Linked DNA regions of Homo sapiens: region 2 is linked to region 1. The links are chromatin loops, found by intact Hi-C in ENCODE. Cell type or tissue: A673. All regions are shown on one strand. Links, peaks and the distances in the headings refer to the core of each region. The heading gives the core; the rest is flanking DNA.

Evidence for each region. Hi-C counts contacts between places; a loop is a spot of excess contacts. Peaks named below come from ENCODE experiments on the same cell type or tissue, not always from the same donor. Only the 100,000 strongest peaks of a DNase experiment are listed, where the experiment ranks them.
Region 2: a loop joins it to region 1, with 5 times the contacts of the local background. A loop is called at or near these places in 3 of 110 quality-filtered maps.

What each region holds. Positions count from the first base shown.
Region 1 is chrX:137,558,824-137,568,028 of GRCh38, reverse strand. It overlaps ZIC3 (Zic family zinc finger 3), which reads right to left and starts at 1,902. Exons shown (of 3, transcript NM_003413.4): 1 at 278-1,902. The coding sequence starts at 1,337. LINC02931 (long intergenic non-protein coding RNA 2931) reads left to right here and starts at 3,545. Exons shown (of 3, transcript NR_186571.1): 1 at 3,545-3,698; 2 at 6,832-6,985. RefSeq lists an enhancer at 916-1,501. In A673, for the core only: no CTCF peak of the experiment used is centred there; DNase peaks (open chromatin) are centred at 1,578 and 1,978; H3K4me3 peaks cover 2,227 bases; H3K27ac peaks cover 2,151 bases.
Region 2 is chrX:137,424,770-137,433,974 of GRCh38, reverse strand. No RefSeq gene overlaps it. Among named protein-coding and RNA genes, the nearest start is that of LINC02931, 140 kb to the left of the region's middle. RefSeq lists enhancers at 5,228-6,154, 6,155-7,082. In A673, for the core only: a CTCF peak has its summit at 4,517 (motif pointing right); no DNase peak of the experiment used is centred there; H3K4me3 peaks cover 309 bases; H3K27me3 peaks cover 314 bases.

The DNA.
Region 1 (9,205 bases), core at 476-2,975:
AAAAAGAGGCGGCGCCAGTTTGTTCCTGGGCGCGAGAAGGTCCCAATTAGTTCCTGAGACCGCAGAGCAGTCTGCCCGGGAAGTTAGAACTCGGCAAAGGCGCCACGGGACGGGGAGGGCTAGGGGTGGATGGTCACTGACAGCGCTTCTTTTTCGAGCGGCCGTTGCGGGGCGTCGCCCCTTTCCCTGGCCGCCACCTCTCTCCCTCGCGCTCTAAGTCCGCTGCGTGACGGGGTATCGCCAGTGGAACCCACGCCCGCCTGCTTTTTTCCCTTACCTGTGTGGGTCCTCTTGTGGATCTTGAGGTTCTCAGAACGGGCAAAGATCTTCCCGCAGCCCGGGAAGGGGCATGGGAAGGGCTTCTCGCCCGTGTGCACTCGGATGTGGTTGACCAGTTTGTACTTCGCCTTGAAAGACTTGCCCTCCCGGGGGCACTCCTCCCAGTAGCAGACGTGGTTGTTCTGCTCCGGGCCCCCCACATGCTCCATGGTGACATGTGTCACCAGCTCATGCATGGTGCTGAAGGTCCGGTCGCAGCTCTTCTTGGGCCGGCTCAGCTGAGCCTCGTCGATCCACTTGCACGACAGCTCCTGCTTGATAGGCTGCCGCATATAACGGAAGAAGGCGCCGGGCCCGTGGTGGGCCGCCACGTTCACTCCCATGTTCATGTTCATGGGGCTGTAGTTAGGAAACTGAGCGCCGGCCGCGTAGGGGTCCGTGCGCGGGCTGGCCACTGGGCGGTATGGGTCAGCACGGCCGAACAGCTCCCCACGCAGCCCCAGGTGGACCTGGTTGTTGTCCACGTGCCCTGTGGGCGACGGGTGCCCAGCGCCCTGCTCATGCAGCCCGGGAAACAGCAAGTAGCTAGGGGGCTCGGGGATGCCAGCTGGAGCATGCAGGCTGCTCGCCGAGCCGGCGAAGAGCCCGTGCTGCCCGCCACCCGAGGCCGCCTCACTGAGCCCGGAGCTGCGCTGGCGGAACAGAAACTCGCGCGTTGAGTTGAAGGCGGCAGAGGCAGCGCCACCGTAGCTGGGCACCTGGCTGGTGTGGTGATGATGGTGATGGTGGTGGTGATGGTGGCCCAGGGCGTTGGCGTAGCCCGAACCCTGCGGCGTGAAAGCCGAGCTCTGGCCTGAAGATAGATCGTGCGCCGCGGCAGGGCTCAGCTTGAAGGCAGCGGCGGCGGCGGCGGCGGCGGCGGCGTGGGTTGAGTCCCCGAAGGGATTCAGCCCCATGCCTGCCGGCTCACGGTTGGGCATCTCGTGGTGGCGCGGCGCGCCGAAGCTGCCCACTCCCAGCCCAGGGAACTGCGGGCCTCCGTCCAGGAGCATCGTCATGGGTGGGACGTTCTGGGCACAGGCGATCCGGCCGAAGTGAGAGAGGGTACCGGCGAAGGAGGAGATCTCCGAAGTGCCGTAGTCGGAAAGGGGTGGCGGCGGTTGGACACTGCGGGGAGACCCCCAAGGCGCTACCAGGGGCTGCAACTTTCCGTCACTGCAAGAGTCTCCTGCAGAGGGATAGGAGGGAGGAGGGGAAGAAAGAGCAGGGAGGGGGTGTTGGCGGGGGGAGGAGGAGGGAGGAGAAGGGAGGAGAAAAGACTCGGACTAGATCTGGTTTAACAAACTAACAGGCGCGCACAAAGAAAAATAAGCAAAATAGTAAGTGGAGGGCGGAGTTTGCCAATCCTGTCCCGGGCACCCCTCCTCTCCCCGAGTGCACAGAACCGCGGGGCCAGGAGGCTCCCTGGGTACCGGCCTCCGGGCTGGGCTGCGCCAAGTGGCGGAGCCGGCTAGCGGCCGGGCAGGCGGGCAGCGGGCAGTAGGCAGGCTCGTTACTCGCCGCTTGCCGCTCGCCGCGCGAGTCCCAGCCTCTTCGCCTCCAGAGTAATGTCCTTGGACTGATAAAGTCAATCACTCACTCCTCGCACATAAACCGAGCGGGAGGCCGCGAGGCGCGCGCCAATGGGGAGCCAGCTGGCCCGCGGTCACCTGACCTCCGGCCGGACTGCCCATTGGCCGCCGCGAGGCTGATTGGCAGCGCGGAGCGGAGAACATGGCAGCCGCGGCCGAGCGACCCCCGCTGATTGGGCAGCCGCCGGGTGCCTGGCAGGTGAGGCGGCGGCTGCCGGGCGGCCGCGAGTGGGCTCCACCGGGCTTGAGTGGCTGCGGGGAACTGGGGCCAGGCTCCAGCCGGCAAACGGCGGGACGCCGCCGGGACTCTCGCGGGCTTTCCCCCACCCCTCGCGGGCTCTTTGCCCCGCGAGGATCGGTCCCACTGCTGCGCCGATGGAGGAGACGCGGCGCTCAACGTCCAGTCCTGCTTGGGCCCCCGCTGCCTCACCACCTTGAGAACATGTCCCCTCTGTAGCTGCAGGGCGCAGATCCTGGGGAGAGCGCAGCAGTTTCGCGCTCCCGGTCCAGCCGCTGCGTCCACCTCCAATCACTGCGAGTTCTGATGGCCTCGAGGCCGGGACCCAGGCCGGGATAGTTCGCCGTTTGTGCCCCCAACCTGTCGGCAGCTGTCCGAGACCCAAAGGAGAAGAAACGATTACAATTAGAGCTGATCTCCGTTACTTCCGTCTGCGCCAAGCGTTGACCCTTTAGTTTGTGAGCAGCGGCCGTACTCGCCGCTGCCCACTTCCCGAATTACACACCGGGCACGACACAGCAAACATATACAACGCAGTAAACCCAAGCACACAGTAGGAAACAAGCACACAACACAGTAAACACAAGCGCACCACAGGAAACAAACACGACATATGAAATACGCACACAACACAACAAAGTAAGCACATACAACACAGTAACATAAACTACGCACAACACAGCAAACACAGAAACACAACTAAACACAACAGAGCAAATACACATAACAGCGAGCATACCCACAAATACAAAACATGCAAAGAACACTTTTAGCCAGTGTACGCAAAACATGCACACAACACACTAAACACATAATAAACACACTAGACACACACAGTATCAGGGTGGTTTCCAAATCACTAGGCTAATCAGCTTTGAATTCTCAACATTTTCAAATGCAAAAGTCGTGTTGGGGGTTGCTGATGCTGAATGGGGACTGTGACATGGAATTTTCTTTCCTCTGAACAGCCAAGGCTTTACTCTCTTCTACTCCTACCCGGAGAAGGTAAAGCATGTAGTGACCTCAGGGACTGCTTACCCCTTAAGGATTTACTTCCAGGGGTGTGTGTGAAAGTCCTCTCGCCTTCTGTCTGTTGCAAGGTCTTTCTGACATAATGACCAGGTTCAGACAAGGCTATAAATTCACTCATTTTTGTGTCCTGCAAGGCATTTGCAAAGAATGCAGAAGAGAGTGGAAAGAAAAGGCAGAGAGAAAGATGGCTGTGATTGTCACATCCCTAGCTGGGCCAAGCCCCAAAGTCTGCGCCTTGAGGCAGCCTCACAGCCTGGCCGCCATCTCTCTGTAGGAAATAGAACATCTGATCAAGTTCAGAGGCGCCAGGAGAGACCGCCTTAAGCAGCGCTTTATAACTGCAGCCTTTCACTTCCTGCTCCCCAGTCTGCCTGGCCCAGCCAACACTTCACCTTCTTTCTTAGCCAGTTTGCTGGGAGAACACCCTACCGGTAGCACATCTTACCGTATTCACCCCCTCCCATCAAACTCGCCCCAATTCTCTCTCCACATCCAGAGCTCTCTCCCCAGGTTGGAAGGTGAGTTCACTGCTGACTTAAATTATTGCGTCTGCCGAACATAGGCTCTCCAAGAATGGTTTCAGTGCCTCTCAGCAGAGGGTTTCTTTGGGGGGGTAGGGGGGCGCTGGTGTGTTCAGAGAACAAATATGCTTAAATCATGCAAATGAATCCCCTGGAGTCAGGTTTACAAAAAAGGAGGATTGCCTTTCTTCCCCCCCCCCCCCCCGCCCCACCTTTCTTTTCACTTTCTCCTTTATTTCCTCTCTTCCCTCTACCTCTCTTCACCTCCCACCAACCCCAACCGCCCTTGGCTAAGTAGTTGGTTTGAAAAAGTTTGGATTTCCTCACTGAGCTGGTCCCGCGGACAGCGGTTCTCGAGACTAGGGGACCGGGAAGGGGCGGCTGTCGAGCTCTGGCCGGGCCAGCGCTGATGCGAGAGTTTCCGGGGAGTCCCGCCAGGTACCCCGAGAATCGAGGGCCTTGCGCGATTGCAACTGGGTGAAGGGCTCAGAAGGGGGGCAGCCGAGGGAGCTCATCATGCCCCTATTTGGGAAGGGGTCTTGAGCTCAAGGCAGGGGGAAGTTGCCGCCGCTGACCTACCCGGTGCCCAGTGTCCGTTTTGATACGGCCACATTCCGATAATTAATTGCCTCCAGCACGTGCTCTGTAGTCCCTGGAACAAAAAGGCATAATTCAATTAGATCATCAACCGAGAAGTGGGGAGGTGGGGGCCGGGGGGGTGGATGCTTGTTAAGGGGGCAGACCTGAGGCGATTCAGCCAGGCCAAAATCCCGGGCAATGGAGCCCTTCACGGGACAGCCGGGCCCATCCTGAGAGTGCGGTTCTGAGGGGGTGTCGTTGTTCTGTGGGACGCAGGGGTCCCAGATGCGCGCAAAAGGACGAGGCTGGGGGCTTTGTGAACAGCAGGTCAGAGGCAGGCCATTTCTAAGTCGGTTTCAGTTGGTTTGAGTGGGAGTTTCCTTATTTGGGGAGGGGGACCCCTGACCCTTAAAAGAGGGTAGAAAGCAAAATCCCTCCAGATAAAGCTAGTTACTGCACATGAAAACAAAGTCCCCACCCCCAACAAAGCAAATCACTGCTGTTGGGGGGGAAAAATCGCGAAGTTTTTCTTATGACTTAGAGCTTCTCTCCTCCCCAAACTTGATTTTCAAGAGGAGACTCTGGGAACAACTTCGGGGAACAGGGCGCTTTGGGGAGCTGAGTCTGAGAACAGAGTGGTGGCAGAAGAGGGAAAGCTAAGAGGAGAAAAGTTTTTCCTACACACAGGCAGAGGTGAGGGGATGGAGACAACTCTCGTGTTTTCGTTTTTCAGGTGGAGACAGGAGTCACAGCTCTAGTCAGGGAGGACAACTCGAACCCAGGGGTCGTGGTTCTATAGCTGAGGCTCCCTCAGCAGCTTTGGCTTACTAGGGTTTACATGTGTAGTAGGCAACGTAAATTAACCAATAAATCTCTTTTATGTGTCCCCAAGTTGTATGTGGTCGGGTCTAAATATCCACATGTTTGTATGGATAGGAAATATAATGGGATCCTTTCCCTCACACTGAGTTCAAACGGTAAATAGGAAAAAGATTTATTTTTATGCCCAAATCTAAAGCAGTAAATAAAATCAGAAAAACTGATCACTTCTAAACCAGCAAAGCTTTTGAGCCCGATTTTTAGAATCCATCTTGAAGAAGCAGTAGGGAAACAGAACGTCCTGAGGGGCAGTAGGGTAGGACCGGGTTCTTCCTACAACCCAGAGCCCAACTCCACAGCACTTTTCTCTTCCGTCGAACCTCCGAAAAACAGAACATACACAGCACATTGTGTTATCATGCAGCATTTCTTTCTAAACACATTTTATGTGGTGGACATGAAATTATCCTGATTCGGTGACCTAGTAATTTTCTTTAAGTTCAAGGGAAACGCTGCGGTCTTTTCTTCTGTTTTGTATTTAGAAAAGACTTGCAATCTAACACTCGCAACATTTTAAAGGCCCTTTAAACCCAGCAAGCGGATTTCCGTTCTGCCAAGGCTTCCTGATTTATTTCAATAAATGAATCTTTGAATCCAGGAAGGGAATTATTCCAGGACGCTGAATTTGGTGCCCCTGTCTCTCCCTAGTGGAGCACAAAGTGTTTCTCATTGCAACATGTCCTTGAAACTCACCATTATTCGCCTTTTTTCCTGGTAAATGACACTTTCTTTACATAAATCCCCACCCTCTCTTCAGAGTCCCAGATCTTTTTAAAAGAAAAACTGCAAGTGGCAATAAAAAATGAAGGGGGAAGAAAGCTGGGAAAAGAATGCATTTTTAACTTCTCTTTATTTTTATGCTAAGATAAAGCACTTAATTGGCATCAGGGGCCAAGCTGAACTATCGATCTCCAGGACATGCTGACACACTTGCCAACCAAGTGTGTCTGCAGGTTGGTGAGCGTAAAATCACACAGCTCCAGATTTTATTGGCCACATCAGAATTTTCACTATGGTCCTATCATTTGACACATATTTTATAAGCCCTAAATACCTTTAAAATTCAATCGAGAATAAACAGATATTGTTAATTAACCCCCCCCCTTTTTTTTTTGCCTTTGTCCTCTGAAATACAAGGCATATTGTTACCCAATGTAATGAAATGCAAACCAGACAGGAATGAGACATTTTCATTGTACTTGTCAATCAGGGCTGTGCAGACAGATATATATACTTGAACTTCAGAGACATAGGCTGAAGTAAATAGGGCTGAACTTGAAGGAGGCAGGCAGGGACTTGAACTAGAACTATCAGAATCCAGTTTGGAATTATAAAGGGAGTCCCTGAAATATAGAAAATGCAGTGAACCACCCCACCCAAGTGGTAGGCAGTGGTCCTCAGGCAAATCTGAGTGAAAGGCTTATGACGAGCTGTGGCCTGCTAGGTTCTGCTGCCATGGAATACCTTTACCGCTCTGGGGGTGACTAGGTGTTAGCCCCCAGCTGCACTAGCAGTGGCTCCAGGTGCCAGGAGAGCAAGACACATTGAAAGAGGACTTCTTCCTTCCTTCTAGATCAGAACACCTTGTAGGTGGGGAGTGCCCAGGCAAGAGAAGAGGGGGATGCAGGCAGAGGCTGAGATACACAGTGACACATTTGATTTATGTTTACAGGTCCTTCCCCAGACACCTGAAGAGATGGGGGAAGGAGAATCAATTTGGAGAGCCAAGTTTGCCTGACATTTTGGAGCACACATTTACCCAGGACCCCAAGTTCCTTGTAGCTGCTAAATGCTGTACTAGTTCTAAAATGTAAATTAGCTTCAAGGCAAGTGGAGAGAAGCCTTAGACTATTCTGAGATATTTGTTCATTCATTTCTTTGCTTTGAGAAAGAATCCTCCCAACGTGATGGGAAAGATATCTCTGGGCCACATTATGGCTTCTGGCAGCAACTCTCATCCTTAGTGCCTAGATCTGGAGCCCCCACCAACCCTTTGTCCCCAAGTTACATTTCCTTAGTCCAGGCCTATTCCACCATTTCATCTTCTTTCTCCCTTCCTCGCTGAGGGGCAGAGGCCGCCTTTCTTTTGCCCAAGCTGAGAGGGAGAATTCCTGATCCCTAGGAAAAATGCTGTCTCCACTCCCAAGGAACTTTGTGTAGTTTAGGAATTGCATTTTGTAAAATCAAATTGCCTGTTGCAATTTGCACTTGGTTTGTGGTTATTCATCTAGTTATTTCCTAGTGAGGGGGTGGGAGGAAAGGGCTTTGACATTAAAACAAAGCATAGGGCCTCCCTTTCCTCCCTTTTTTCTTTCCCCACCAACAAGATAGAGTGGGAGTGAATTAGACTAACTGCTGGTTTGGACGTGAATGGCAGACTATGGTCTGCAAACTGGAGGCCAAATCTGGCCCATAGCCTGTTGTATTTGTATGGCCCCAGGAGCCAAGAATGGTTTTATTTTATTTTATTTTTAAAACATCTTTAAAGGGTTAGAGAGCAGAAGTAGAAAAAGAAGGACAAAAAAGGGGGGGAATTTATGCTACAGATACTGAATGTGGTTTGAAAACCCTAAAATAATATTTTATATCTGGCCCTTTACAGAAAAAGTTTGCCGACCCCTGGACTAGGGGTTGGACTGTAGTGTCAGCAGAGGCTAGGTATTCTTGACCAGTAGATTTTATCCACCATCACCCTCCTAGATTTCCAGCTTCATTTTGCATATGGCTTGATTTTTTTTCCCCCAGCCCCACATCTCAGTTATTTTTGGGGATACTTTTGGCTTTGGAGAAAGGGAAAAAGTAGTCAAGGGAGGAGGAGTCTCAGGAGAAAGAAGGGATGAGAAGAGAGGAAAAAGAGTTGTGAATATCTCAATCAGTGACTAGGTGACCTCTGACCCTGAGGGTGGTTTTATTGTCTTTCTTCTTTGGCTAGAGATACACAGTTTATTGACCCTTTCTGCGTGACTGAGCCCTCAGGGGCAACGACAGCTCCAAACCAAGCCAGGCATGTGAGGCCAGGAAGCCTGAGGGAAGTGACCCCAATTCCCTAGGCCTGAGGGGGTTGGAGGGACAGAGAGATGGACTCCCTCCCAACTCAACTGCCCCTCCTCAGTGAGGGCCTAGCGTTCACCCAGCTCCTCTTCTTGCCCAGAAACGCTACCCTCCCTTTCTTCCCAGGACAAATGCCATCAGCTGGTAGACTTGGGCAAAACATTTATGCTCCTTCTCTGCACTCTTCCCCTTTAAACTATAAAGATATGTTATTATAAAGATTCCAGGGTGGGCCAGGCATGGTGGCTCACGCCTGTAATCCCAGCACATTGGGAGGCCTAGGTGAGTGGATCACTTGAGGTCAGGAGTTCAAGACCAGCCTGGCCAACATGGTGAAACCGCATCTCTACCAAAATACAAAAATTAGCTGGGTGTGGTGGCAGGCACCTGTAATCCCAGCTATCAGGAGGCTGAGGCAGGAGAATCACTTGAACCCAGGAGGCGGAGGTTGCAGTGAGCTGAGATGGCGCCACTACACTCCAGCCTGGGCGACAGAGCAAGACTCCCTCTAAAATAAAAAAAGATTCCAGGGTGCTCCCAACAACCCAGCTTACTAACTACTACCTTAGCTCATCCCCTTAGGTATGTCTCCCCTCTCCTTCATCTTTCCTTCCACTCCGGCCCTATCAGGAATTTCTCTATAAGGCTGCATAATCCTCAACCCTTGCCCCTCAGACTCAGCTTTGGTAGATTACACTTCACCTTTTGAACCTGGTCCAGACTGGCAAACAATTCTTTCAGACCCAAATAGCCACTCACACAAGTAATGTTGCCAAATTTAGCACATCAAAAACTCAGGACGCTCAGTTACATTTGAATTTCAAATAAACGATTTTTTCTTAGTTTAAGTATGTCCCAGTTATTGCCTGGGAGATACTTATACTAAAATATTCTTTATTGGCAATTCAGATTTTATAGGACATTATGTATCTTATATGGCACTCCTACTTTCAGGAGTATGGTCTAGCCAGGCTAAATTGTCACACCCAATGGAG
Region 2 (9,205 bases), core at 3,327-5,826, 140 kb after region 1:
GGAAGGTTTAAGTCTGCTGAAGCCGCACCCACAGCCACCCCTTCCCCCAGGTGCTCTGTCCCAAGGAGATGGGAGTTTTATCTATAAGCCCCTGACTGGGGCTGTTGCCTTTCTTTCAGAGATGCCCTGCCCAGAGAGGAGGATCTAGAGAGGCAGTCTGGCTACAGCGGCTTTGCCAAGCTGCGGTGGGCTCTGCCTGGTTCAAACTTCCTGGTAGCTTTGTTTACGCTGTGAGGGGAAAACCGCCTACTCAAGCCTCAGTAATTGCGGACGTCCCTCCCCCCACCACCAAGCTTGAGTGTCCCAGGTCCACTTCAGACTACTGTGCTGGCAGCGAGAATTTCAAGCCAGTGGATCTTAGCTTGCTGGGCTCTCTGGGGGTGGGATCTGCTGAGCTAGACCACTTGGCTCCCTGGTTTCAGCCCCCTTTCCAGGGGAGTAAATGGTTCTGTCTCGCTGGTGCTCCAGGCACCACTGAGGTATGAAAAAAAACTCCTGCAGCTAGTTCAGTGCCCAAATGGCTGCCCAGTTTTGTGCTTGAAACCCAGGGCACTGGTGGTGTAGGCACCCAAGGGAATCTCCTGGTCTGCATGTTGAAGACCGTGGGAAAAGCATAGTATCTGGACCGGAATGCACCCTTCCTCATGGCACTGTCCCTCATGGCTTCCCTTGACTATGGGGAGGGAGTTCCTAGACCCTTTGCACTTCCGGGGTGAGGTGATGCCCCATCCTGTCTTGGCTCACCCTCCATGGGTTGCACCCACTGTCTAACCAGTCCCAATAAGATGCGCTGGGTACCTTAGTTGGAAATGCAGAAATCGCCTGCCTTCTGTGTTGATCTCCCTGGGAGCTGCAGACCGGAGCTGCTCCTATTCGGCCATCTTGCCAGTCAGCCAAACCAAGATTTTTAAAGGCCCTTTTTTCCAGTCCTGAGACACTTTTATTTTGGGGGGACTCCATGGTTGTCAAACATATCAATATGTCCTCTCTTGAGAGTGTGTGTGAGCTGTCTTTGTGTTTACTTTCAAGAGAAAATGACTATTCTCATTTTCTAGATCTCCACTTGAGCCCTATTCCAATGTGATTATGCCCACCATTCTTGCCTGTACCTACCATTGTCACCTCCAAATCTGGAAATAGGGTTTGAGAGTGACGAGTGTGCCCTCTGCTGACTGGATGTCTGCTCTGCAGTCATGTCCAAACAACTCATACTTGCACATTTAGAGCCTCAGCTACCTGAGAGATACCTTACATGGAACCAAGGCAAGAACAAGAATTTATTTATCTCTTATAAAGACTCTTAAAATGTTATGGCAAATCAATGTCTTTGATACTTTGTATTAGTCCTTATAATGAGGAAAGAAGCTATTATTAAAGAAGTTTCCAAGTTCTGATTTTCTACATATTTTTTCAGAAAACTACATTTCTAACATTTACCATCCTCCCACTCTACATAAAAAGTTAAAACATATAAACAGTGCTTTAAAATGTGGACTATAACTCAGTACAATAACAAGCTTTTAAAATAGAACTTAAAAGGAGCCCCTTTTCTGAGAGCATGAAAAGTAATTGGAAATACATTTTGAGTGCTTCCTAGATCCCTAGCTCTCCTGGGGTGTGCTTTAGGATGTGTCACTTTTCTCACATGCCTCTTCCTACCCTCCCCCCACCAGAGCTGCCTTGGGAGCTGCAAGCCTCTCATTCTCAAGCCTTTTCAGCTGGAGGCCTGGCTGCACTCTCCCAGCATTGCTTTCTATCAGGGCCTCTCCTTTCCCACTCCCTTTCTCATATTCTCTCTCTCTTTCTTTCTTTCTCTTATTTCTTTCCTTCCTTCCTTCCTTTCTTTATTTCTCTTTTTTCTTTCTTTTTCTTTCTTCTTTCTCTTTCTTTTTTCTCTTTCTTTCCTTTCTTTCTTTCTCTTCCTTCCCTCCCTCCCTCCTTCCCTCCTCTTTCTTTCTTTCTTTTCCTTCCTTCTCTCCCTCCCTCCCTTCTTTCTTTCTTTCTCTCGTCTCTCTCTTTCTTTCCTTTCTTTCGCTTTCTCCCTCCCTTCCTTTTTTTATTCCTTTCCTCCTTCCTTGCTTTCTTTCTTCTTCTCTTTCTTTCTTTCTTTCCTTCCTTCCTTCCTTCTCACTCTTTTTCTCTTCCTTTCTTTCTTTTCCTTCCTTCCTTCTTTCTTGCTGTCTTTCTCTTCCTTCCTTCCTTTGTTCTTCCTTCCTTCCCTCCCTCCCTCCTTTGTTTCTCTCTTTCCTTTCTTTCTTTCTCCCTTCCTTCCTTTCTTTCTTCCTTCCCTCCCTCCTTCCTGTCTTTCTATTTCTTTCTTTCTTTTTCTTTCCCCTTTCTCTCTTTTCTTTCTTCTTTTTCTTTTTTTTCTTTCTTCACTGCCTGAGATCAAGAGAGGCACCTCTAAAGCTACATACAACCCCACAAAGACAGACCTTGGTGCTGACACTGGAATTTGTTTGCCACCTGCAGAGAAAAGTAGATACCACTAAGGAACAAACATCAACCCATTTGAAAGTCTCTAGGAGCTCAGTGTTAGAATTAAGGCATAGATCTAGTTGGGAATGGGGCTGGATGGGGGTTGGAATCTCATGATTCTCTGCACATTCTCTTCAACCACCTGGGAGAGTTGGCAAATCCACATTCCTGCTTGGGATTCTGACTCAAGTGTAACTGTAGTTTGATTCCTCATGAAGGACAGGAAATGTCCCAGAGAGATTTAGAGAGATAGGGAGGGAGATAGAGAGGGAACAGGAGATGATAGGGAGGGAGCAGGGGATAGAGATAGAGAGGGAGCAGGGGATGCCTCAGGATTAGGTTTGAGCAAGAGAAGAAACAAAGGAAACCTTCAGACCAAGAAGGTGAAATAAGCCCAGGAAGATCCAGGAGGAAGAAGGAACATGAGAGTAGCTCCAGAATGGTGAACAAAACCTGAGTTCTTATTCAACCTGAAACACAGGAGAATAAGGGCTTGCCCCAGTCACTGCTCCAACTTACACCTTTGTTACCAGGTGGCAAACAGCGGCCACCTTTAACTCCCAGCCAAGCAGCCTGTGGTCACTGCTTCTGAACCTACTGAGGAGCCGTCCAAAAACTGTGTTAGAAAGGACAACTGTTACGATTCATGTTGACAATATTTCAAGATATGGGGCCAGTTGCCAGGTACAAATCCAGATATGTTAAGGAATGGTAGAAAAACTTGAATCCAATGTCCAACCCAGATTTTTTTTTCCTATTTAATTAGAAGCTGGAAAAGACCATCAAGGGAAAGCTTAACATCATTGTCCTTGGTGAGAAAAACTTAGCCCTGGGTTGAAGAAAAGATTTTGCTGCGGGAGGTGGGAATGGGGTTGGGCGGGTGGGTGTGTGAGGTGAAGCTGAGAGTTGGTTGCTGCTGCTCGTTTCCGGAGGAGGTGGGAAGTATTCCAGCCACAGCTCAAGGCACTCCGGGGACAGTTAGAGGGGTAGCATTCCCCAACTCCCCACCCCCTCCCCCGCCCCCTCCCCCGCCCCGGGAGGACGCGCCGCTCGTAAACTTAGTGCTGTTGTTCCTTTGGGTAGAGGTTTCCTGGATTTGGCGACAATTGGCGACCTGAGGGTGGGGGGTGGGGCGCGGAGGTGTGGGCCCTGAGAGAGTGTGTGTGAGCAAACGTCCCAAGCTACTAAGAGGTGGGATTTGTCTTCTCAATTTGTGGAGATAGGCTTTAATTTTGCCCAGCGAAGTTACGCCAACCTGATCAGTTTTTAACAGATGTTCCTAAGGTGTCGCTGGGGAACTTCAGGTCCACTTTCTCCACAAATGACGTAGAGAGTGCCAGGCTCTATGAGAATCGCGAGCATTCAAAATCTCTGATTACTGCACTTGGGCTGGGCTTGGGTGAGGTTTCTTCGGTTGCATTCCCCCCACGGCCCCAGACCTGATCCACTGCTTCCCACCCCATCCCCTGGGCCAGGCAGGTGCCTGCGTGGTGCAAACCCCAACCCCAACAACCCCCTCCCCCGCTCTACCTGTACCCCTGCGTCCCCGGAACCCTGGACTGGTCCGCATACTGAGTGCGTTGCGCGGTCTCTGTTGATTTAATACAAGTGCACCGTGAACGCGGAAAAATAAATAGCAGGAAAGACTTTTCTCCGTAGTGAAAAGTCTTTTCGAATAAATAAAAAGAGGCTGAGTTTTCACTGTTGAATGTAAATTCCTTTGAAGTGGAACTAATCATTTCAAGGATAGTTCACGTTGTCCTAACAACGCGGGTGAATGGCAAGAGCCCTTCTTTTTGTTAAAGATATGTTTTCTTTCTTTCAGTCAAAACTGATGATGATAACCCTTTCACGCTCTGTCCTCCAGGATCGTAAATCTCCACTCCCAGCTACCTAAATCGCACTTTCAGAAGCCAAGCCCCAGCGGGTGACCGCTTCTCAGACGGGGACCGGAGCACACCAGCTTCCCTCGGCCTCCCCGGCCCCCACCCCTGGGCTCCCCGCGCCCGTCGGAACCTTTCAGGGCCCACCTCCAGACCGTAGGGGGCGCTGCGGCAGGGGGAGCGGGCCGCCTGGATTGGGGTTGCAGCTGATCCCTGGGGAAGGGGGAAGTCTTGGGGTGCGAAGGCTGCAACTTCAAACTAAGCGGGATGCCGCGAGCTCCATACCCTCTAAGGCCCCTGTCAATCTCCTGGCCCCAGGAATGTGGAAAGTGTTCACAAAGGCTGAGTGTCCCTCTCCCGCCTTTATCAGCAGCTGGTGCCCACTTATTGGGAAGAAAAGGTCATCCCGAAACAATCCCGGCTGGCCAAGCTCAGATTCTAACTTTTCTCTCCCAACGGGCGCCTCCCTCAACAATCCCGAAGATCCTTGTGGCCCATGCCCCGTGGCCTCCCTAGCCCGCGGCGCTGTAGCCCACCCCTTCCTCGACGCCCCGGGCCCTTGCGGCCGCCGTTTGTGATGAACAGGAGGGGAGGGCTCGGACTTGCGACCCAAGAAAGTGTACTTGTCACATGGAGCGGGAGAGAGTTGCTTCCAGTTCACCTACTCCAGGACCCAGAGGTGAGGGAAGGGGCCCAGACATCCATGAGACCTCTCTTGGGTCCCAGAAACGCTAACCCTGGGGTCAAGGACATCTAGCTGGGTTCCCCCGTGCTAGGGCGAGATGGCCTAGCCCTTCCTCGTTCTGGGTCCCGAAAAACATAGGAAAAGCCCGCATCAAAGCAAAAGGGGAAGTTCTTCGGGCCGAACAACGAATACGGCGGGCCATGAGCAGCGGCAAGGGTGGGCCAGCGCCGGACACGTTCTGATAGAGCGTGGTGTCGGAGCTCCCTGGAAGAAGCAGGCTGGGCACTTAGTGTCCAGTTTCCACCCAGAACAAGGTGGCATTCTGGCGGCCCGGCCCAGGCAGGCCCTGCTGGCTTCCCAGCCCCCCTCCCCCCGGGCTGGGGGTGGAGCGCTGTACAGTTGCAAATGTCGAAACGGAAAGCGAGGGGCTGGTCTCTTCGCCTTCATTCGCGCCTGCTTTTGCCTCTTGGGGAGATAATTTGGCCTCGGTCAGACCCCAGCGTTGACCATTTGCATTTGCCTGGGTGTTAAGCGTTTCGCCACATCCTCGGGTGAGGACCCGCCTTCGCGCTGCGGGCGGTCTCTTCAAGGCGCAGAGCGGGTGCGGCCTCCCAGAAGTGGGCTGAGAGGGTGGAGGGGGCATCCCTCCGGCCCCCGTCTCCCACGCACTCTGGCTTGTGGGTTCTGGCGGCGCCCGACACCCGAGTCAGCATGACCACCCTTGCACCGCTGTCTCCTGCGGGCACTTTGGGACCCAGATTAGGGGGACCCGCGACCCGGGAGGAAGAACTCAGGGAAAGTTCATCTGCAGGGCAACTCCGAGGAGCTTGGAGCCACTCGCTAGCTCAGCTAGGGCTCTGATTATTCAAAAGAGGTCTTCTTTCTTTAAAACAAAACGAAACAAAAATTTCAAACTCGAGCAGGAGACTGTGCTCCGCCAACTAGGAGATATGGGCGGGGCCCGGCGGCAGTTTCTGCCTTGTATCCCTATGCTCCGGGGGGAATATTTGGAGGGCTTTGGGGCAAACTGGGGACAGTTTTGCGGGAATCTGCCTTCTCCTTTCCGACGAGCCGTGCTTGTTGATGGCCCAGGGTAGCCAGGGCATTGTTGGCACGTTGCTGTCAAGGGTCCGATCTCAGTTTCCACATCTGTTAAGAGGGAGCAATAATACCTCCCACCGTTGCTTGGAGAAAGGGAACTGTTGTGAAGCACTGGGTCTGGCACACAGTAGGTGTTCAGAAAAGTCTTATTCCCTCTCTGTACCCTTCATGCACGCCCGGCCCTTTAACTCGCCGACGTGGCTGGCCAGAAAGGTTGAAAAGGAAAACCCCCGTGAGGCCGAAGGCGGCTTTATTGTCCGTATATTCTTGCTTGTGGGGTGAGCTCGGGACCCGAACCTTGGAGACCCTGGCCCGCACGCGGAGTGGCGTAGTGCTAGCTACCGCAGCCCTCTCCCCTGGCCTCAACTGGGACCTGGGCGCCGGGACTCAGGGGAGAGCCGCCTGGGGGCCCCTCCTAGCCTCTGGGCCTCTAGCCGGATAAAGAGGTTTAGAGGCCATCGTCGAGCACTTCAGGAAGCGAGGGAACAGGATCCGGAGGCAGCGCCCTGTGCAACTTTGGCAACTCGGAGGACGCGGGCGGCCCGCGCACTGACCCTCTCCTTGGCCCACGTTTGCCCCTGAATTGCGCTCAACCGACTGCCGGGGCCCGAGGCTGGGAGCGGCAGCCTGCGCCTCGTTTAGCCGGGCTGGCGGCTAGCGGCCGACGCCGACGGGAGGGAGGGACTATCTGGCTGCTCGTTCCCGCCACGGAGCTGCCTCTGTGGAGGTAACATCTGTGCCCACCCCCTCCCCCATCCCCTTCCTCCCTCCAAGCCACCTCTATTTTTTTTTTTTTAAAGAAAGAAAACGAAAAACCAACCTTCCTTTCCCTCCACAATAGAAGCACCAGGGGGCCTTTCACTTGGCCAATCTCAGGAGTTTCATATGAACTTCATTAAATCAATTACTCGGTGAACACATCACAATTTATTTGCAATTAGTATCAAAATGTCTTACTTTTCTTAATAGGTCGGAGCAGATGTAGCTACAGAAGGGACAACGCGTTTTCGTGAAATCTATCTCTTGCAACATATTAAATTTTCTGGTCAGAAGAGAAGGGGAAATTCAAAGGCAGTTTAGAGAAGTAAAAAAAAAAAAAACAAAAAACAAACAAAAAAAAACACGCTGGAGACAAATGCGATCCGTGCAGGTGTTGGAGCAGCTTGCGTTATAATTGTTATCTAGCGAAAAGGTTGTCTTTATTATCCGTAATGATCGAACAAAAGTCACCGTAATTAAACGTCTGGTTTTCTCCTATGACTGAGAGGTGCGTGTCTGAAAGGCGCCGGGTACAGCGAGGGACTTCAGAAATGGTTAACAAGACGCCCCGTTCTTTGAATAGTGGCTTTGTCTTAATGGGGGTGGGGGGGTGGGGAGAAGAGACAGAAAGAGAGAGAGAACAGTTATCTAATTTTCATTGCCCCAAACCAGAGATTTATTGATTGCGACAACAGTTTTATTGTACTCAGGGAGGGGGTTGCTGCAGGTTTATAGAAACTGATTTACTTTCGTTTGGATGTAAAATCATATGCAACAGTCTCCCGTTGGAAGGTTGGACCTCAGCTCCTGTTAATACCATTAGTGACACAGGATCGAATTTCAAATGAAGCCTGGTGACAATTACAGACGGAAACAGATGCCCTTGGAAATTTAGGTCAAGTGTTCAAGATTCTAGTTTCATGGTCAAGGTTGTCTTGGGGGAAACCTTGAGGAGAGGCTCATAAATCTTTCTTCCTCTCTGAATTGGGGATGAGCCTTCCAGGGGCGTGATTCGTGGAAGAGGGGGGCAGAAAATTTAATTAGAGGGTTCTCAGGTCACCGAAAAAAGAAGACATGCCGGAGTGTTGTAAAACTGGGCAAGTGTGCTGGGCTGGACTGCGTGTGTGTGTGTGTGTGTGTGTGTGTGTGTGTGTGTGTGTGTCAGAGGCGAGCTACTCCTGGGGGCACTGGGTGAAGAACTGCGCGGGCCAGAGCTGCAAAAACCTAGATTCCCGCGTCCCATTTAGTGCCCAGCAAGCATACACAGCCACTGTCCCTTAGCCTCTGAGCCTTATTTTTATTCATCGGCAAAATGGGAAACACGGCTCCGGCCTGGTCTTTCTGGAAGACTGGTGGCGAGGATTAAGTGTGATAACGAATTTGAGAGCGTCTAGGCTTTTAAGTAGAAGGTACCATTATGAGAGTGCACCTCCTCCCTTTGCGTTTTAATCCGTTGCCCCTCTGCTAAGTGACAAAGACAGGCTGTCTCTGCTCCTTCTCCATGCGGGAACCTTCTTTGAGAGCTGCCCGCTCTGGCTCTGGCAGCACCCGCGTCTTCCTTCGGGGTAGAAAATCATGTCTTTCCACCCGGCTGTCATCCCAACCGGCGTCTTTAAGCGTGGCAGTCTTCGGGGTTTATGTCCCTCTGGTGGGTGTTTTCCACTTGACAACTCTTTTAAAGACGTAAAACCATATTTTATTTACTGCCTACTATAAATTATTTACTAGCAGGCTGAGGTAATTCCATTAAAGCCACACGGTTTGTTTATACTAAATAGTTATCTGGGGACTCCTTGCTCTCCTTAGAGCTGCGAGGCTCCGGGAAGGTGGGGACCGTTCGCGCGCGCGAGATACCCACAGTAAGAACAGGGATCCATTGGTAAGGAAAACGGCTATATTTCTCTTGAGGATTAATTAGAAATTAAATACAATGTAACGATCGTCGTTTTTGTTTGGTGTGAGGTGCCACTCCCAGCTCCATTTCCTCACCTTCCGTCCTCGTCCCCCTCTCCCCGCCCCCCGCCCCCGGGCCCCCGCCCCCCGTCCTCCACCTCCGGTATGGACTGGCTCACACTTGGTAGCAAGATAACTTCTTTAAAGGAACTAACTCGACATTAGTTAGCATCAATCAGACTTGGGTGAGGAAGGAGGATTTAGCTGGAGGAGATATGCTTAGGGCCATTCCTGGGAGGGGGAGGGGAGGAGAAGTCCCGACCTCCTCGCTTGAGTTGCAGGGGGAGGAAAGCACTGCGGAACTTTGTCTCTGGTCCCCTCCCCCAACACGTGGATCCAGGCAAAA